2 separate regions of the Mus musculus genome follow, and region 1 is linked to region 2. Evidence: chromatin loops called from intact Hi-C (ENCODE). Cell type or tissue: heart. All regions are shown on one strand. Each heading gives the region's core, and the rest is flanking DNA. Links, peaks and the distances in the headings are about the cores only.

Evidence for each region. Peaks named below come from ENCODE experiments on the same cell type or tissue, not always from the same donor. Only the 100,000 strongest peaks of a DNase experiment are listed, where the experiment ranks them.
Region 1: a loop joins it to region 2, with 4 times the contacts of the local background. A loop is called at or near these places in 6 of 42 quality-filtered maps.

What each region holds. Positions count from the first base shown.
Region 1 is chr5:120,111,905-120,120,423 of GRCm38, forward strand. Rbm19 (RNA binding motif protein 19) reads left to right here and starts at 4,609. Exons shown (of 24, transcript NM_028762.1): 1 at 4,609-4,745; 2 at 6,756-6,938; 3 at 7,728-7,847; 4 at 7,991-8,026; 5 at 8,193-8,397. The coding sequence starts at 4,710. In heart, for the core only: a CTCF peak has its summit at 4,432; a DNase peak (open chromatin) is centred at 4,527; H3K4me3 peaks cover 1,685 bases; H3K27ac peaks cover 1,167 bases; H3K27me3 peaks cover 488 bases.
Region 2 is chr5:118,240,513-118,248,939 of GRCm38, forward strand. Rnft2 (ring finger protein, transmembrane 2) reads right to left here and starts at 4,513. Exons shown (of 11, transcript NM_001109902.1): 1 at 4,460-4,513; 2 at 2,338-2,519; 3 at 1,946-2,004. The coding sequence starts at 2,361. Spring1 (SREBF pathway regulator in golgi 1) reads left to right here and starts at 4,715. Exons shown (of 5, transcript NM_001081236.1): 1 at 4,715-4,946. The coding sequence starts at 4,836. In heart, for the core only: a CTCF peak has its summit at 4,374; DNase peaks (open chromatin) are centred at 4,639, 5,329 and 5,589; H3K4me3 peaks cover 2,326 bases; H3K27ac peaks cover 1,870 bases.

The DNA.
Region 1 (8,519 bases), core at 197-8,196, 1.9 Mb after region 2:
ATTGTTAACACTTGAACATAAGCAAGGCACAGTGACAACTGCCTTTAGCCTAAGCATTAGGGAGGCAGGGGTGGGCAGATCTTTGAGTTCAAGGCCAGCCTGGTCTACAGAGTGAATTCTAAGACAGCCAAGGTTATGTATAGAGGCCCTGTCTCAGAAACAACAGAAAATTAAAAAGGTTGCAACACACTTAGAAATTGAAGTTGTACTAACATTGAGTGCCACAGCAGGGAACCTTATTTGGAGATAGGGTCTCAGATGTGATGGAGTTAAAATGAAATCATCCGTTCCCTCGGAGAAAGGGCGAGGTGGGTCTTGCTGTGTGCAGAAGGAAAGTGTGGAGAAGGGATTACAGATGCTAGGTTGAGCAGCATCCCATGAGGAGGAGGGGAGAACGAGGAGGCAGTAGGTGTTGGAGTTTCTATTGCTGCACAAATCACTATGACCAAGAAGCAAGCTGGGGAGGAACCGGTTTATTCAGCTTACACTTCCACATTGCTATTCATCACCAAAGGAAGTCAGGACATGAGCTCACACAGGGCAGGAACTTGGAGGCTGGAGCTGATGCAGAGCAGGTCATGGAGGGATGCTGCTTACTGGCTTGCTCCCCTGGCTTACTCAGCCTGTTTTCTTATAGAACCCAGGACGGCCACACACACAATCCCTCCCCCCCATCACTAATTGAGAAAATGCCTTACAGCTGGAGCTCATGGAAGCATTTCCTCAATGGAGGCTCCTTTCTCTGTGATACCTCCAGCCTGTGTCGAGTTGACACACAAAGCCAGCCATTAGAGTGTTTGAGTGCAGGGCTGCCAGTGACAAACAAAGATCGCAGGCTGTTTCCCTGCCACTGTCCCTACAGACGGGGACGATGTACATGACAGTCTTTGGTCCTCTGCTTGTCTCTGTGTTCTGGTGTATCTTGGAGGTTTTCCTGTGACCATTCTCTAGTATCTAGTCCCTAGTCAACCATCTTGGCTTCTTTGCCAGGTCCTGTGTTCTATCTACACGGACCCCTGTCCTTGGTCAGCATTGTGGGTTGAATGAGAATGGCCCCCATGGATTCATATATTTGTTTAGTCCCGGTTGGAATAAACGTGGCCTTGGAGGAGGTATGTCTCTGGGATCCAGCTCTGAGGTTTCAAAAGCCCAGGGTAGACTTGGTCTCCCCACTCCTCCCCTCCCTCTCTTCTCCTCTCCCCTCCCTCCTGCCTTTCCTTCCCCCTCCTCCACCTGTGGACCAGGATGAAGCTCTCAGGTACTTCTTCATCATCCTGCCTGCCTATCTGCCGACATTCTCGCCCCATGATCGTTAAGGACTAAACCTCTGAAACTGTAAACAAGTCACCAATCAAATGCTTTCTCTTTACCAGGGTTGCCTTGGTCACGGTGTCTCTTCACAGCAATAGAGCAATGACTGAGACAGTTGTTCCCAGTGTTACCCTGGAAAATGCACTTAAACCAGCCACAGACCCTTCCATAGCTCTGTGATGACCCTTTCTCTCTACTACCACAGCTCCTGGAACACCGACCCAGCTTCTTCCGTGGCCCCTGCTCCACTGTCCTCTGCCCTTCAGAGCCTGGTTTATGGAGGAGGGGACTATTTCACTATTTACCCCTGGCTGGCCTGGAACTCACCCTGTACACCAGGCTGGCCCCCAGTTCACAGAGATCCTCCTGGCTCTGTCTCCCAAGTGCTGGGATTAAAGACATGACCACTATACCAGGGCCCATCTATATTTCTTTCTGTGCTAGAATAACAAATTATTCCATGAGAGAGTTAGTGTCTCTAGGTCTCCAGTGATTAAGACCGAGATTAAGTTGTCTTCAGGATCATGCCCCTTCTGTGCATGCCTGGCCCACAGTCTGGGGCTGCCATGCCTGTCTTAGGTGACATCCAGTCTCATCTCTATCTTCCCGCTGAAGGTCACTTGTCGGTAAGTAGACCTAAGGCCACCCAGATCATCCAAGCTGATGTCATGTTTCCATGCTTGTGACAAGGTCAAGGACCCTTTCCCACAGGTACTAGAAGACCAGGAGAGGGGCATCTTTTAGGAAGGGCCATCCCCCCCCCCTTTTTTTTTTTAGATTTTATTTATTTTATGTATATGGGTACACTGTAGCTGTCTTCAGACACAACAGAAGAGGGCATCGGATCCCATTTACAGATGGTTGTATATATGTATACACACACACATACACACACACACACACACACACACACACACACACACACACACACACACACGGGAGAGTGTGTGCATGCATATGTATGTGGAAACCAGAAGACAAACCCAGATGTCATCCTCAGGAATATGGCCAATCTCCTTTGAGACAAGGTCCCTCCTATCCTGGAGCTCACTAGATAGTCCAGGTCTCCAGCAAACCCCAAGGATACACCTTTCTCTGCCTTCTGCCTCCTTAGCACTGGGGCTCCAAGCACGAGCTACCACCGCTGCTACCTCTGATCCCAGCAAGAACTTTCCTGAAGGTGCCTCTCCCTCTGGGCACCAGCGGTAAATTCTGTGTGCTTGGTGCAGCTCTGCAGCTCTGTTGGACACGTGAGCTCCTTGCATCTGGAGCTCATAGAGGAAGATGCTGGTTAGGGCTTTGTGCTTGAGCTGGTCTTGGAGCTCAGGGATGGAGTGGGTTCAGAGACAAAGATGGCTACCCGCTCCGGCCAATCAAATATGCAGTAACAGACAGTGAGGCGGGCGTAATTTAAAAAGAACCAATGAGAACGGAAGGACGGGAAATGAACCTTTTCATACGCAACCTTCAGAAAAACATAATAATGCAGACAGTTTGCAAAACTATTTGATTAAAAGTTCCTAAAGGCCGGGCGGTGGTGGCGCACGCCTTTAATCCCAGCACTTGGGAGGCAGAGGCAGCCGGATTTCTGAGTTCGAGGTCAGCCTGGTCTACAAAGTGAGTTCCAAGACAGCCAGGGCTATACAGAGAAACCCTGTCTCGGAAAAAAAAAAAAAAAAAAAAAAAAAACCCAGTTCCTAAAGACCTGGGGGGGACCCCAACCTAGGACTGTGCCGGCGAGGAATGAAGACACATGTCCACGTAGAGACAGGCACGAACACAGACGTTCTCAGCAATGTTACTATCAATAGCCATGGGGTACATCCACCCAGATGCCTTAGACAGATGGTTGGATACACAAACATACTGGAGTCCGACATTTGACACTTGTGTGTGTGTGTGTGTGTGGGGAGGGGTAACGAGTGAAGGATGATTCATGCAGAGACATGGATTAACCTTGAAAACAATATGTGAAGAGAAAAATCAGCCAAGAAAGTAACACATCCATAGAGATGCCAGATAGATTCTAGGTTCCTAGAAGGCGGGAAGTTGGTGACTGGTCTTTTGCTTGTATATAATGGTTTCTGACTGTGTGGGGTGTTTCTTGTGGTCTCTCTTTCATTCTCTTCTTCTCCTTCTCCTTCATTTTTGTTTGTTTTGTTTGCCTGTTTTCTTTCTAAAGAGAACAAAAGGACTGGGGGCTGGGTTGGTGGGGAGGCAGGAAGGAGCTGGTGGGACGGGGAAGCCATGATCAAAATATATTATCTGGGGGCTGGTGAGATGGCTCAGTGGGTATGAGCACCCGACTGCTCTTCCGAAGGTCCAGAGTTCAAATCCTAGCAACCACATGGTGGCTCACAACCATCCGTAACAAGATCTGACTCCCTCTTCTGGTGTGTCTGAAGACAGCTACAGTGTACTTACATATAATAATAAATAAATCTTTAAAAATATCTATATAAATTATCTGAAAAAAATGGTTTAGCCTTGGCTGTCCTGGAACTAGCTCTGTAGACCAGACTGGCCTTAACTCAGAGATCTGCCTGCCTCTGTCTCCTGAGCGCTGGGATTAAAGGCGAGCGCCATCACTGCCTAGCTGCATTTTTTTTTTTCAATAAAAAATGTTCTAAGATTGGTTCTCTCCTCCCACTACGAAGAACCAAGGTTGGGGGGTTGGGGGGAGGGAAATCTCAGGCTGTCAGGCTTGCCCACAAGTGCCTTTATCTGACGAGCCATCTTGCCAACTGGAGTTGTCCACTTTAAGTGGGCAAATTGTGTGGCACCTGGACTGTATCTCAATAAAGCTGCCAACAGTAACAAGAAAGGATATGGGGAGATGGAGCAAAATGTCTTTTAGAAGAAGAAAATCTATTTGAGCAGTGGTGGCGCACACCTTTAATCTCAGCACTTGGGAGGCAGAGGCGGGAGGGTTTCTGAGTTCAACGCCTTTACACAATAAATAAACCTTTATAATTTTATTTTTGTAACGGGGGTTCTCTGTGCAGCCCTAGCTATCCTGGAACTCGGAGATCCGCTTGCCTTTACCTTTAAAACAATTTTTTTTTTCTAGGCTCTCTGCTCTTTCCCAGAAGCCTGTCATCCCGAGGGGGTTGGACATCAGCGCCTCCTGCCTTCCTTGCGGGGATTTAGAGGCCCCAAGACCTGGCGGAGAAAACGCGAGCGCTCGGGCCTTTCCCCCGTCCCCGCCAACCCCGCCTTGTGGGTGGGACTTTCCCCGGAGAGAGTCTCCCGTGAGGCCACACCCACTTCCGGATGGAACGCGGCGGGGGCCACGTGACTCGCTAAAAATGGCGGCGCCCAGTGTGGCGGCGTGAAAGTTGTGGGAAGTCGCTGTCGCCGGGGTCGTGAGTCTGAAAAGCGAAGGGAACCTGAGAGCCATGTCGCGTCTGATCGTGAAGAACCTCCCGAATGGGGTGAGCGGGAGCCGGGGATGGGGCCCGGAAGTGGAAGCAGAGGTCCGGGAATGGAGGGTGAAGGATGGAGGGGTTCTAAGTCAGGGACAGGACTGGGGAGGTCCGGAATCCAAGGAGGCGGCACCCTGTCCTGAGGGCTCAGCAAGCCGCAAAGTGGCTTCCGAGCATTCTGAGGATCCTTCCATGTTGTGCTGGGCAGTTTGGGTCAGTTTGACCCAGACCGGAGTCACTTACGGAGAGGGAACTTCATTGGATGTTATTGCGTCCATATGCCTGTGGACCAGCCTGTGGTGCTCTGAGGAGTGATGGGTGTGGGAGGTTCCAGCCCCCTGTGGGTGCTGTCACGCCTCGGCAAGTGTCCCTGGGCTGTGTACAGATGTTGGCGGGGCAAGTAAGTCTGCGTCGGTTCTTGCCTCGACTTCCCTGGATGGCGGACTGTGATGGAGACCCATAAGCCAAATCAATGGTCTTCCTCCCCAAATTGCTTTGGTTTTTTTGTTTGTTTTTAAAAGATTTATTTTTTTATTATGTGTAAGTACACTGTAGCTGTCTTCAGACACACCAGAAGAGGGCGTCAGATCCCATTACAGATGGTTGTGAGCCACCATGTGGTTGCTGGGATTTGAAGTCAAGACCTTTGGAAGAGCAGTCAGTGCTCTTAACTGCTGAGCCATCTCTCCAGCCCACGCCCCCCAAATTGCTTTGTATCCTTGATGTGTGTCACAACAGGGAACAGACTAGAGAATGCTTACTGGTTCACCATCACAGAGCAAGATTAGACTTCAAAGCCAAGTGTGGTGGTGCATACACCTGTTGTCAGCTTTCCATAGGCAGAGGGTGGCGAGTTCAAGGCCAGCCTGGGTTACATAGCAAGATGATGTGGCTAAAAATAAATAAATTAATTAAATTTGTTTTGTTGTTGTTGGGACCATGTGCCCCCCAGAACAGCAGTCCTCAACCTTCCAAATGCTGTGCCCCCCTTTAATACAGTTCCTCCTGTTGTGACCCCCTAGTCATGAAGTTATTTTGTTGCTACTGCATAACTGTAATTTTCTCATTATGAATATAACGTAAATATCTGGTATGTGGGATATCATATGCATCCCCCCCAAAAGGGAGACCCAAGATGATCTCCCCTATTTGGGATTTTGTTTGTTGTTTTGGGGGATGCTTTTTTAAAAAAACAGACTCTTAAATCTGTAGCCCTGGCTGACCTTGAACACCTGCTTCTGCCTCCCCACCATACCTAGCCTCATCTCAGGGTTTCTGTCCTTTTCTGACACGGGATCTCATTTAGTAGCCCTGGCTGTCCTGGAACTTAACATTTATGTAGACCAGGCTGGCCCCAAACTAAAGAAATCTGCCTGCCTCTGCCTCCAGAGTGCTAGGATTAAAGGTGTGCTTGACCACGCCTGGCCTTATCACCAGGTTTTAAAACACACCTGAAAAAATATCTCTTTTGAAATATCTGGGTGCAATGGGACACCCCTGCTGGGGCTGGGAAGTGAGGCAGGCAGATCTCTAGTTTGAGGCCCAATGGGGCTGCACTCCCCATTGTAATTGTTCTACAGTGCAACCCCAGGTGCTGGGGACCAGGGTGTGGGCATCTTTAATGGGCTCCATTATTCGCTGGCTCCCAAGGTAAGCAAACGTTTACACAGCTTCCCTTGTCTTTGTTTATTTGGACAAGCCTCTGTTGGGTATCTTGTTTGTTGTGGCAGCCTCAGGATGGAAGTTGTAATTGATGTCTTCCTCAACGGGGACAGGGCAAGAAAGAGAAGAGACCAATTGAGGTGCCTTGAAGTTCCATTTCCTTATTAAAGAACTGAATGGCCTGCTCAGGGGTGCTCAGCGGGTGTCAGGCTCTGAGCCAGGACCTGGCCACCCTTAAAAAAGTCAAGGTCTGTCACCTGCTCATCTCAGGATTCCCTCCAGGCCCTCTAGGTTATTTGTCTCTTGGCTCCAGGGACCCTTCTCCCTCCTCTCTCTCATTATATCCTTCTGCTCTAGATGAAGGAGGAGCGATTCCGGCAGCTGTTTGCCGCCTTTGGCACACTGACCGACTGCAGCCTCAAGTTCACCAAAGACGGCAAGTTCCGAAAGTTCGGCTTCATAGGTTTCAAGTCGGAGGAGGAGGCCCAGGCAGCACTGAACCATTTCCACCGGAGCTTTATTGACACGACCCGGATCACCGTGAGTCTGAGCGAGTCTCATCCTGCCCACCGTAGAGTTTGCCTTACCTCAGGACTACCCAGGCTTTCAAGTGCTTGAGCATCGTTGCCTGAGAGTCGGCCCACTGCTCACTGGGCCCTCCCCGAGTTTCTGAATTATTAAAGTACTTTTTAACTCTTCACTCTTTTACGTTGTTTGACCTTTGTACCCTGACCACGAGTGATAAGTGTGATAGAACTGGTAGGCGCAGTTACTTCTACAGGGGCATCCATCCCTAGGAGAAAGCAGTTTGCTGACCAGCAACAGCCTAGACCATCTGGGCATGGCTTGTGGGAGTGCCCTCCCAAAGGCTGCCTCAGAGGATGTAGTGGAGTTACCAGAACAGAGGGATGAATCAGTTCATGTGTGGTCCCAGGCGTTCTTCCACACTCCTCTGGTCACCCAACTGTCCCTGGTACCCTGGGCTTGTTTTCTGCTGTAACTGAACTTGCCTTGTGGTAAATAGTCACCTGACTTGTGGCCATTGCTCCCTGTTGCCCTGTACTAGGCAGGGGCTGACTCCCAGGGGACAATAGCATTTCCTGTCACGTTCTTCTGGATGGCCTGGGAGACAGAATTAGTCTTCTGTAAATGGCAGCATGACTTTTTGGGGGGCAGTGTCTAGGCTGGGAATGAAAGTGATTCGCTTTAAAGCAGATAGCAGGTCAGCGACCACTGCACTCTGGGAAACCCATACTCCTGTGCTGAAGGGGATGCACACGTGCCTAGGGACCTCAGCAGCTGTGGAAGCCAGCTCTCTTTCCCATGCAGGTCGAATTCTGCAAGTCCTTTGGAGACCCATCGAAGCCCCGAGCTTGGAGCAAGCATGCCCAGAAGTCAAGTCAGCCCAAGCAGCCGTCGCAAGACTCCGTTCCCTCAGACACTAAAAAGGTATGTAGGCAGTACCCCCAGCCCTGTGCCCAGTGATGGCAGGGTGGTCTCTGGCTGGGAAGGAGTTGGGAGTATATTTAGGATGGTTTTGGAAGGTGGGTACGCCCAGCATCGGCGTGAGCCCGTCTGCCTTCTACTTTCAGGACAAGAAGAAAAAAGGGCCCAGTGACCTGGAGAAGGTGAGTATTCTGTGGGTAGAGAGGGAGGAGGGTGAGTGTTGTGTGGCTGAAGAAGGAGGAGGCCTGTGAGCACTGAGAGGGAGGAGGGCTGGAACACCGAGCCTCCTGAAGCGCTGCCTCATCTCCCTCCTCCTGTCCCTCCTCCTGCCTCTTCCACCTGCCACAGCTGAAGGAAGATGCCAAGTTCCAGGAGTTCCTGTCAATTCATCAGAAGAGGACCCAAGTGGCCACGTGGGCAAACGACGCTTTGGAGGCCAAGCTCCCAAAAGCAAAAACCAAGGCATCAAGTGACTATCTGAACTTCGACTCCGACTCCAACTCTGACTCTGGGCAGGAGAGTGAGGAGGAGCCAGCCAGAGAGGACCCTGAAGGTGAGTGTGAGTCCCGGGAGTGCTGTGCCTTCTGGCCTTTGCCTGGCCTTGGCCTGATGGGCACAAGTACCATATACTTGGCACAGACATACAAAGGACAATTTGTGTGACACTTTCTGGTG
Region 2 (8,427 bases), core at 428-8,427:
TTGCTCTCGCTCTGTCCTCTTGCTCCTTACTCCTTCTCTCCCCATTTCCCTCCCCCTCTCTCTTTGCACCACGTGCTCATGGCTGGCCTCTCTCTCTCTCTGCCTTTCTGTCTCTTCTTCCTTAACTCCCCTCCCCATGCCCTGAATAAACTCTATTCTATACTGTCATGTAGTTGTGTGGCTGGTCCTTCAGGGGGAAGGGATGCCTCAGCTTGGGCCCGCAGAGGCACCCCTTCCCCCCACACCTGACCACACATGCACCAAACATATCCCTTCTCTCTTTATCTTTTTATAAGAGACAACAACAGTCTTTGAGGCTGAGAGAGCCAATGGCAAGGCCGGCTCAGTGGTCATATTTGATTATCACCTAGTGCTGTGGCTGGCAGTGGCGGCTGTCATGTAAAAACTGGATAGTTTTAGCAGTCGTCTGTGATACCAATAGCTGGAGGCAAATACATGTATAATGTAAATGAATAAATGTAATTAAAATTACAAATAATTAAACATTACAAATAATGTAATTTTACATTATAAATAATGTAATTAAAAACTATAAATAAATAATGTAATTTAAAGATTAAAGTACAAAGTTTGATAAGGAACAAATGGACCAGAGATCAAATTTCAGCCCTGCCACTTCCTGGCTGTGTGACTTTGCTAACGGACCTGCCCTCTCGAACATCTTATCTTCAGGGGGCTCTTAGGGAGGTGTGGCGTAGCCCCTCAGTGCACGGTGGGCAGTGTTCTATCTGCCATTGTCTCTGTCCCCAGAGATATCCGTCTGGGTTCAGTTGAGAGCAAAGCTGCCCTCAGCTCAGAAGATGCCACCGGGCTTGCCAACCGAAGGACAGGTGCTGCGTGCGTGTCCTTGGGCTCTCGAATACACTGTTCCACCAGGGACTCTAACTTCACCAGTATCACCTCTCTACGGCTGGAGAGTCTGAGACCTGGAGGTTGCTGCTTCCCATGAAAGGCACCACAGCTGGCGCATCTGTTCCCTATCCGTGTTCACGATAGATGCCTGAGATTGGATACTGGTGTACAACACAACACTGTCCTCTGGGACTGATGTGGCTTCCGGAAATCAGAACAGCTGCACACACTCCTCACAAGACTGGGACACAGAGAAAGAGCGAGCAGGTGGGAGGTCATCAGACCCCGTCCCCTCCCCTGCCTCATGCACCTCCACAGCTGCGTGTACGTTGCCCCAGGAAGACCTAGACAGTTTTCTCCAGGGAGGATGCCAGGGTGAGTCTCAGCCCTGCTGGGCTGGGCTTTTTGGGGATGCCGCTGCCTTTGAAACACTCATTTTCCTGAAAGTGACCCCAGTGATCACATTGGTTCACACAGCAGGCAGACAGCCATCCAGGAACCAGCTCTCACCAGGCACCAATCTGCCAGCTCCCTGACTTTGAACTTCACAGCCTCCTTACTGGTCAGGGATGCTCCAGTAGGCAGGCCAGACCCTGTGGGGATTGCTGCAGCAGCTCATGGAGGGAGGCCAGGTGTCTCTATATGTGAAAAACTGGCAGGAAGAGTCTGAGTCATATAGATCTGTCTCACAAGGTTTGACAACTGTCCTAAGACAACAGCACTTTATCCACTGAGGCTACCTGGACCTCTCCATCGTGTTTGAGAAGTAAATCACACTCACCCATGCATGCAGCCGCCACTGCCAACCACGCCACTAGGTGATGAGGTCAAATATGGCCACTGAGCTGGCCTTGCCTTTGGCTCTCTCAGCCTCCAAGACTGTGATCTACACAGACCTTTTCTCTTTATAAAGCCGGCGGCCTTGGGTGCGTTCTTATAGGAAGGGGGAAGCTGCCAAATACACTGCAAAGCAATTCTCCATTGGGTCTGTTTTATACCCCCAATAACTAATATTGAAAAAGCTAGGGTCCCCAGATGGGAGGAAATTGGGGAGGGGGGCAGAGACTCTTACCTTTCAGGTGGAATGTTGTCCGTGTTGCTACTGTGGCGTCTCTGCATTTTCCTTAGCACCTGAAAGCGACACACACGTGTGAGCTACATCTCTGGACACGCTCCTTCCTTGCCTGTTGCCATGGTGACTGTAAATAAGTACCCCATCTCACAGTGAGAATAGAGAGAGTCACAGGTGGAGGTGGCTCCTACCCAAAAGGGAGAAAACAACAAATGGGAGCAGACAGGTGTTTGTTGGGTGTGGTGAGCAGCAGACACTGCCCCCTTTAACTTGCTATGTGGCCTCAGACAAGCCAGGAACCTCTCTGTTTCCTGGGGAGAGAATGGAGCAGTGGGACCCAGGGTTCCATCACTTCATAGGTGAAGGTACAAATCCCTAAGGAGACACGTCACCTGGTGCGCAGCAAGGAGCCACATGGACCTCAGAACTCCATGCTGACGAAATGTGCCGTGGACACTCAGGGTTCCTGATGGGATGTGGCCACTGGGTCCCAGAGAGAGCAGGCCTCCTCCTCCTCCTCTTCCTCCTCTTCAGAGGGAAGCACAGGACAGGAGACTCATTGGAGACAGCAGACCTTGGGTGGTACAAAGCACTTGTGTGAACAGGCCTTGGGATGACTTGTTACAGAATTAGCTGTCGGATGTGACTGGGTACTGTAATAGCCCAGTAGTTCTGGTAGCCTTGGAGCTATCCTCCCTGAGGTGCTGATGGTGGGTTATGGCCTTACTAGGTTTGTCCTATCAGCAAACTATGCATCCTGAGGGTTGGAGAGAGAGCTCTGTGGATAAAGTACTTGCCACACATGCACGAGGACCTGACTTTGATCCCCAGCACCTCTGTAAGTAGCCAGGCATGGTATTGCACTGTGTAATCCCAGCACTGGGAAGGCAGAACCAGGATTCCCAGTACTCCCTGGCCAAGTCCTTCCAGCTGAGGAGCCCTAGGTCCCAGTGAGAGATTCTATCTCAAAAATAAGGTGCCGAGTTCTGGCAGAATGACACCTGGGGGTGACCTCTGACCTCCACGGACATTTGCAATGGCCCCCCCACCCTGAGCATCCATACATACCTACATATGTACATATGCATGTGCACACTTATACACATACACGCACACGCACGCACAGATGTGCACAAGCACACACTGGGGGGGGGGCCATAAAAATGATTTTAGAATTTCTACTGGCTTCTAAGTGAAACCAGAATAAAAATCAGAGTCGTTGGAGGCCTCCAGGCTGTGCTGGACGTTATCATTACCCGTTTACAACCTTGATTCTGTGACTTATCTCTGGCCATAAGAACTCCAGGTACCTCTGGACACTTTAAAGTTAAGAGTTCCTGCCTCCGGGCCTTTGTACCTGCTGTTCCTTCCCTGGCATGGTTTTCCAGCTGAGGGTTACAGGCTACCTCCCCACAGCACTTACCAGTCATTGACATGTGGGTTTGTTTACTATGACCCTTGAGAGGTCCTGTGTCTGGGCTGCCCGTCCACCTTGGAGTTGCAGAGATGGAAGGCCAACGTCTCTGTAGAGATTAGATCACCTTGATTTTCCCCAGCGACAGATCCGCACACACCTCGTCCTACCTCCCGCACCAATAGAAAGCCAAGAAAGAAGGGCAAGGCTTGGAGAGAGACTCCATATGGCTACTGCTCCTGCAGAAGATCTAAGTCCAGTTCCCAGCACCCACAAGGGTGGCTCACAACTACCTGTACCTCCAGCTGTAAGTGATCTGACTCCCTCTACTGACCTCGGAGGGCACCTGCACTCCCATGGGCAAACCCACTCTAACATATAATTAAAAAATAAATACATACATAAATAAAATCTTTAAAGAAATAAAGAATATGCTTCCATGAACAGGCTCAGTTTCCCGGCATATTTTCCCTACAGAGAAAGATCCATCTCTTAGCCCAGGCCAACACAAATGGGTGCGGAATTAATTAATTCTGCACAGCCTTCTCGGCTGCAGCTAGCTAGGAAGCCACAGGCTAAGGTGCCTGCCTTTTCTGCAAGATTAAATTAGCTAGGAAAAGACTCCTTGGTATCATCGTCATATTCAGGCAAGCCCTCTATCACCTAGCTACACTCTCAACCAGGCCGTTTTATAAAGAAAGAAACTGTCATCCATCAGGTAACATGTCTCAAGAATTTGCAATCTGGCTTGATACTCCGGGTGGCCCCACTACTCCTTATCCTCGGGGAAACTAAAACACGGTATCCCCAAGTTTCCACCTACAAGCTTTGAGAAAACGTCATAAATTAAATGCCCACGATTCTGTGGCAAACGGGCGGTACAAGTAGGCTCGTATTGACTCCTGGAGCCCACAGGATGCTACAGAATGAATGAATGGACCATCTCCGTCCCACACACCCTGGTCCTCCCTAGGAGGCTGCACGGTCCCCTACAGGACGCTTGGGCGCGAGCGGCGTCCCCAGACCGGACGGCGAAGCGCCTTTGCCGCCAGGCTCGCGGGGTCACAGGGTAGCAGCGGCCGAGCATAGCCTTCATTTACCTGCCAGACACTGCAGCAATCACGGCCTCTGCTAATCCAGCCTAGCCAATCCCTGGCGTGGCCAGGGCGCCACGTGACTTCCGGCCGGCAGTGCCACCGAGAACGCGATCGGCGCTAGGACCCTCGCACAGGGAGGCCTGCCTCTAGTCCGAGAAGGTCCGCCCCTGCCGTCACATTCAGCCAATGGAGAGCCGAGGCTCCGGCAGAACCAATGGCGAGGAGGCATGGAGGGGCCTGGCGTTGGCGTCACTAGGTGGGGCGGGGCGTGCGGCGGATCACGTGGCCGGCGCGTTGGCTGCGGGAAGGTAAAGCAGTGCTGGAAGCGGATTGCAGGGGTCATGCCGTGGGGTCGTCTCTGCGCCTGCGCCCTACCGGGATGCTGAACCTGGCGGCGCTGCTGTGGCGCCGGCTCCTGCGCAAGCGCTGGGTGCTCGCCCTGGTTTTCGGCCTCTCGCTAGTTTACTTCCTCAGCAGCACCTTCAAGCAGGTAAGCGACTTCTCTCAGGACCTCCGTCCTTCCGATCCTGCTTCCTCCCTCAAATACTATGTCCTTCTCCCCATCGTTCTTCTAATCCTCCTCCTGAGCACTCCTCCCTCTGATCTAAAATCCTCCTTCAGCCCTTCTCCCTCCGTTGCGTTGTCCTCTGCCCTTCTCCTTTCCCCTCCCTAGCTCCCTCCGTCCTCCACTCCTCCTCCTCCCTCGAATTCTCTGCCTCCCCATCCTCTGTTCTCCTCTGCCCTCCAACTTCTTACCTCTCACCCTCTGTTCTTTTCCAACCCCTCCTCCTCGATCCTCACAGTTCCTCCCTCCCTTGATCCTCTGTCCTCTGATGCTCCTCTCTCCTGTCCTCCACCTTGTAGTCCTCCTGATATGCAGCCATTCAGTCCTCCCTCTGAGCCTCTGAGCCTCTTCCTTTCAGTCCCTGGATCATCCATTGGTCCTCCCTTCAGCTCTCTAGTCCTCAACCCTCTAGTCCTCCTCCCTCCGATTGTGTGATCCTCCTCCTGTCCTCCTGTGAATCGAAGGCCGCTAAGGGAGGCGTCCCACTGCAGGTCTTTGTACCGCCCCTCTTCCGTGCGGGATCTGGCTGGTAGGCCAGGCAGAATGGGGTCCTCAGACCTGTGCACCCTCCTCTGTCGCGTTCCCTGCTCCGCACAGCCCCAGGCTTCTTGATGGGCAGGAGGTAGAGATGGCTAGACCAGGAAGTGGCCAAGGGCTCTCTGTGCCTGTTCACCTGGGTGACCCAACAGGCTCCCTTTTGGGGCACAACTTGGTTGGGTAGATTTTTATTTTTTATTTTTTTATTTTTAATTTCTCAACCTCCCTTTCCCGTTTTTGTCCTGGTAGAGAGTTCCTAGAGACCTGGCATCCCACTGTAGTAGGAACCAGTTCCCAGCATTTGCCTAGAAACCACACTTGACTGAGTTGCATTTTGTAGGTCACCTGCCCCTCCGCCTTTCCTGCTCCTGTGCACCCTTTGATCCTGTTTTGCTGTTCTTACGAATATAGTTCTCTGGTTTTCTGTATCACAGTCCGTCTTTTGAATGGTTGCGCTTTTGCACAGTCACTCCTGGGGGGGGGGGGGGGCGTGTCTTACTCTCTTGCCCAGATTTGACCTTGTAATCCTGTCTGGCTTTTCCACATTCTGATAATTGTCTCCATTGGCTTTTCCACATTCTGATAATTGTCTCCATTGCACCCACCTGGAACAGAACTCTTGCCTTTCTTCTGCCAGATTTATACCTCTCCAGTCCTCAGCATCTCACTAAGTGACGTATGTCATCACTGTTGACACAGTTAGGCTGTTCATTTCTTCCTGTCACTTCAGGCCCCAAAACTCTGGCTCTACAGTGCCCTATTAGGAGGTGTGACCTTGTTGGAGTAGGTGTGTCACTGTGGATGTGGGCTTAAGACCCTCACCCTAGCTGCCTGGGAGTCAGTCTTCCACTAGCAGCCTTCAGATGGAGATGTAGAACTCTCAGCTCTGCCTGCATCATGCCTGTCTGGATGCTGCCATGTTCCTGCCTTGATGATAACGGACTGAACCTCTGAACCTGTAAGCCAGCCCATTTAAATGTAGTCCTTATAAGAGTTGCCTTGGTCATGGTGTCTGTTCACAGCAGTCAAATGCTAACTAAGACACTCATTTGCTTGAATTACTTCTGATGCCCCTTCAGGGGCAAGACACTGTCATCTGTTCCTGGTCTGGTGCCATAGCCTGGCCAGTCTGCTTCTGCTTTGTCTCACAGTCTGTCCTAGGGTGATAGTCTAGACAAGGTTTCCACCACAGGCCTTCTCAAATGTGTAATCCTTTGCTCAAGCGAAGAGGGTTCATCTACATTGTCTGTGTGACTGAACTACTTTTGGTCAGTTTGGATCTAACTGACCGTAGTCAGTGATTCGGGCCATGCCCGGTGCCTCACTGTAGTGCAGTCTCCTGCCCATCGTCTGGCCACTTGCCTTTGTGGTAATTACTAACCCAGCATTTCTTGTTTGTGTGTTTGCTTGTGTGTTACCTCACCCTCTTGCTCAACATAATGTTTTTTGAGAACAGAGACCTGCGTGTTTTGTTCGGACACTGCAGCCTTCATCTCTACCCGAACCCCCCAGGCACTTCCTGGGGACCAGATGTTGACCAGATGTTGGTTCAAGTGAGTCTTGGTTGAGGTGACGACTTTTCTCCTAAGCCAGGTTATTTATTTATTTATTTATTTTTAATAATCTTGGCTCAGATGTTGTCTACGTAGTGACCTTTCCTACAGCCCCATTTTAATTACTTGACACGTGTGTGTGTGTGTGTGTGTGTGTGTGTGTGTGTGTGTGTGTGTGTCTTCCTGTCTGTCTGTGGTAGGGTAGGTATAAGTATCTCCCTAGCTATTCTGGAACTCACTCTGTAGACCAGGCTGGTCTTGAACCCACAGATCTGCCTGAGTGCTGGGACTGAGGGCATGCACCACCCCTGGCTGCCTTGCTTGCATCTATTTATTTATTTATTTATTTTTGTTTTTTTTTGCTTGCGATTTAAGACTATACAAGGGTCATTATGAAACCTCTAGTTTGTTTGTTTGTTTATTTGTTTGTTCTGTTTCCTCTGAAGCCAGAGTACTGATTATCTTTGCCATCCTGTGCTGTCCCCTTGTCATGATGGGGCTTTTGGCCAGTAGATGACTAAACACTCTGGACATGTGGAGAACCTGTGTGAGATCAAGTTCCATGAGGGTGAGAAGAACTGTGTGCTGAGTGTGGGCAACTGAAACCCCACCATGGACTCTGGTGGCCTGAACACCACACATGCACTCTGGCAGCTGGGAGGTATCAGACGGGGATGCCAACTGATTCCACGTGTGGTGGTGCCCCCTGGCCTGCTTCATTCTCGCATAGTGGAGAATACACCCTGGTCCCTTCAGCCCCTTTCAAGGCTACCAGTCCATTCATGGGGACTCCACCCCATGATCTCACAGAATTCTGGTTACATAGGAGACACCCCACTTCTCAGTCTGTGTTTTCACTGCTCTGCTAATGTCATCTTGGGTGTGAAGGGTTTAACATTGATTTTGGGATGGGGGTAGGCAGTCAGTTCACCACTGGATAGCTACATGCAACTCTGTTGGTCCTGGAACTGTTGCACGTCTACCTGGCTTTCACCTGTGCAGTGGAGGTCTTAGAAGTGGTTGGTGGGGTGTACTATCAGGTTGGGATGTGATACCTTTAAGAGAGTGGCTGATACCTCAGCCAGCCTTGTGCTCTTGCCCTACCTAGGGTACAGAGAATAGCCCTCACCTGTGTTTTAACACTGATTCTTGGAGCACTCTCTCCTTTTGGCTCTTGGAGCACTCCCCTGTGAAGCTCTTAGAGCAATTTGCTGTTAACTCTTGGAGCACTCTCCTGTGCAGCTCTTGGAGCACTCTCTTGTTGGCTCTTGGAGCACCCACCTGTGCTGTTTTTAGAGCACTCCCTTATGAAGGTC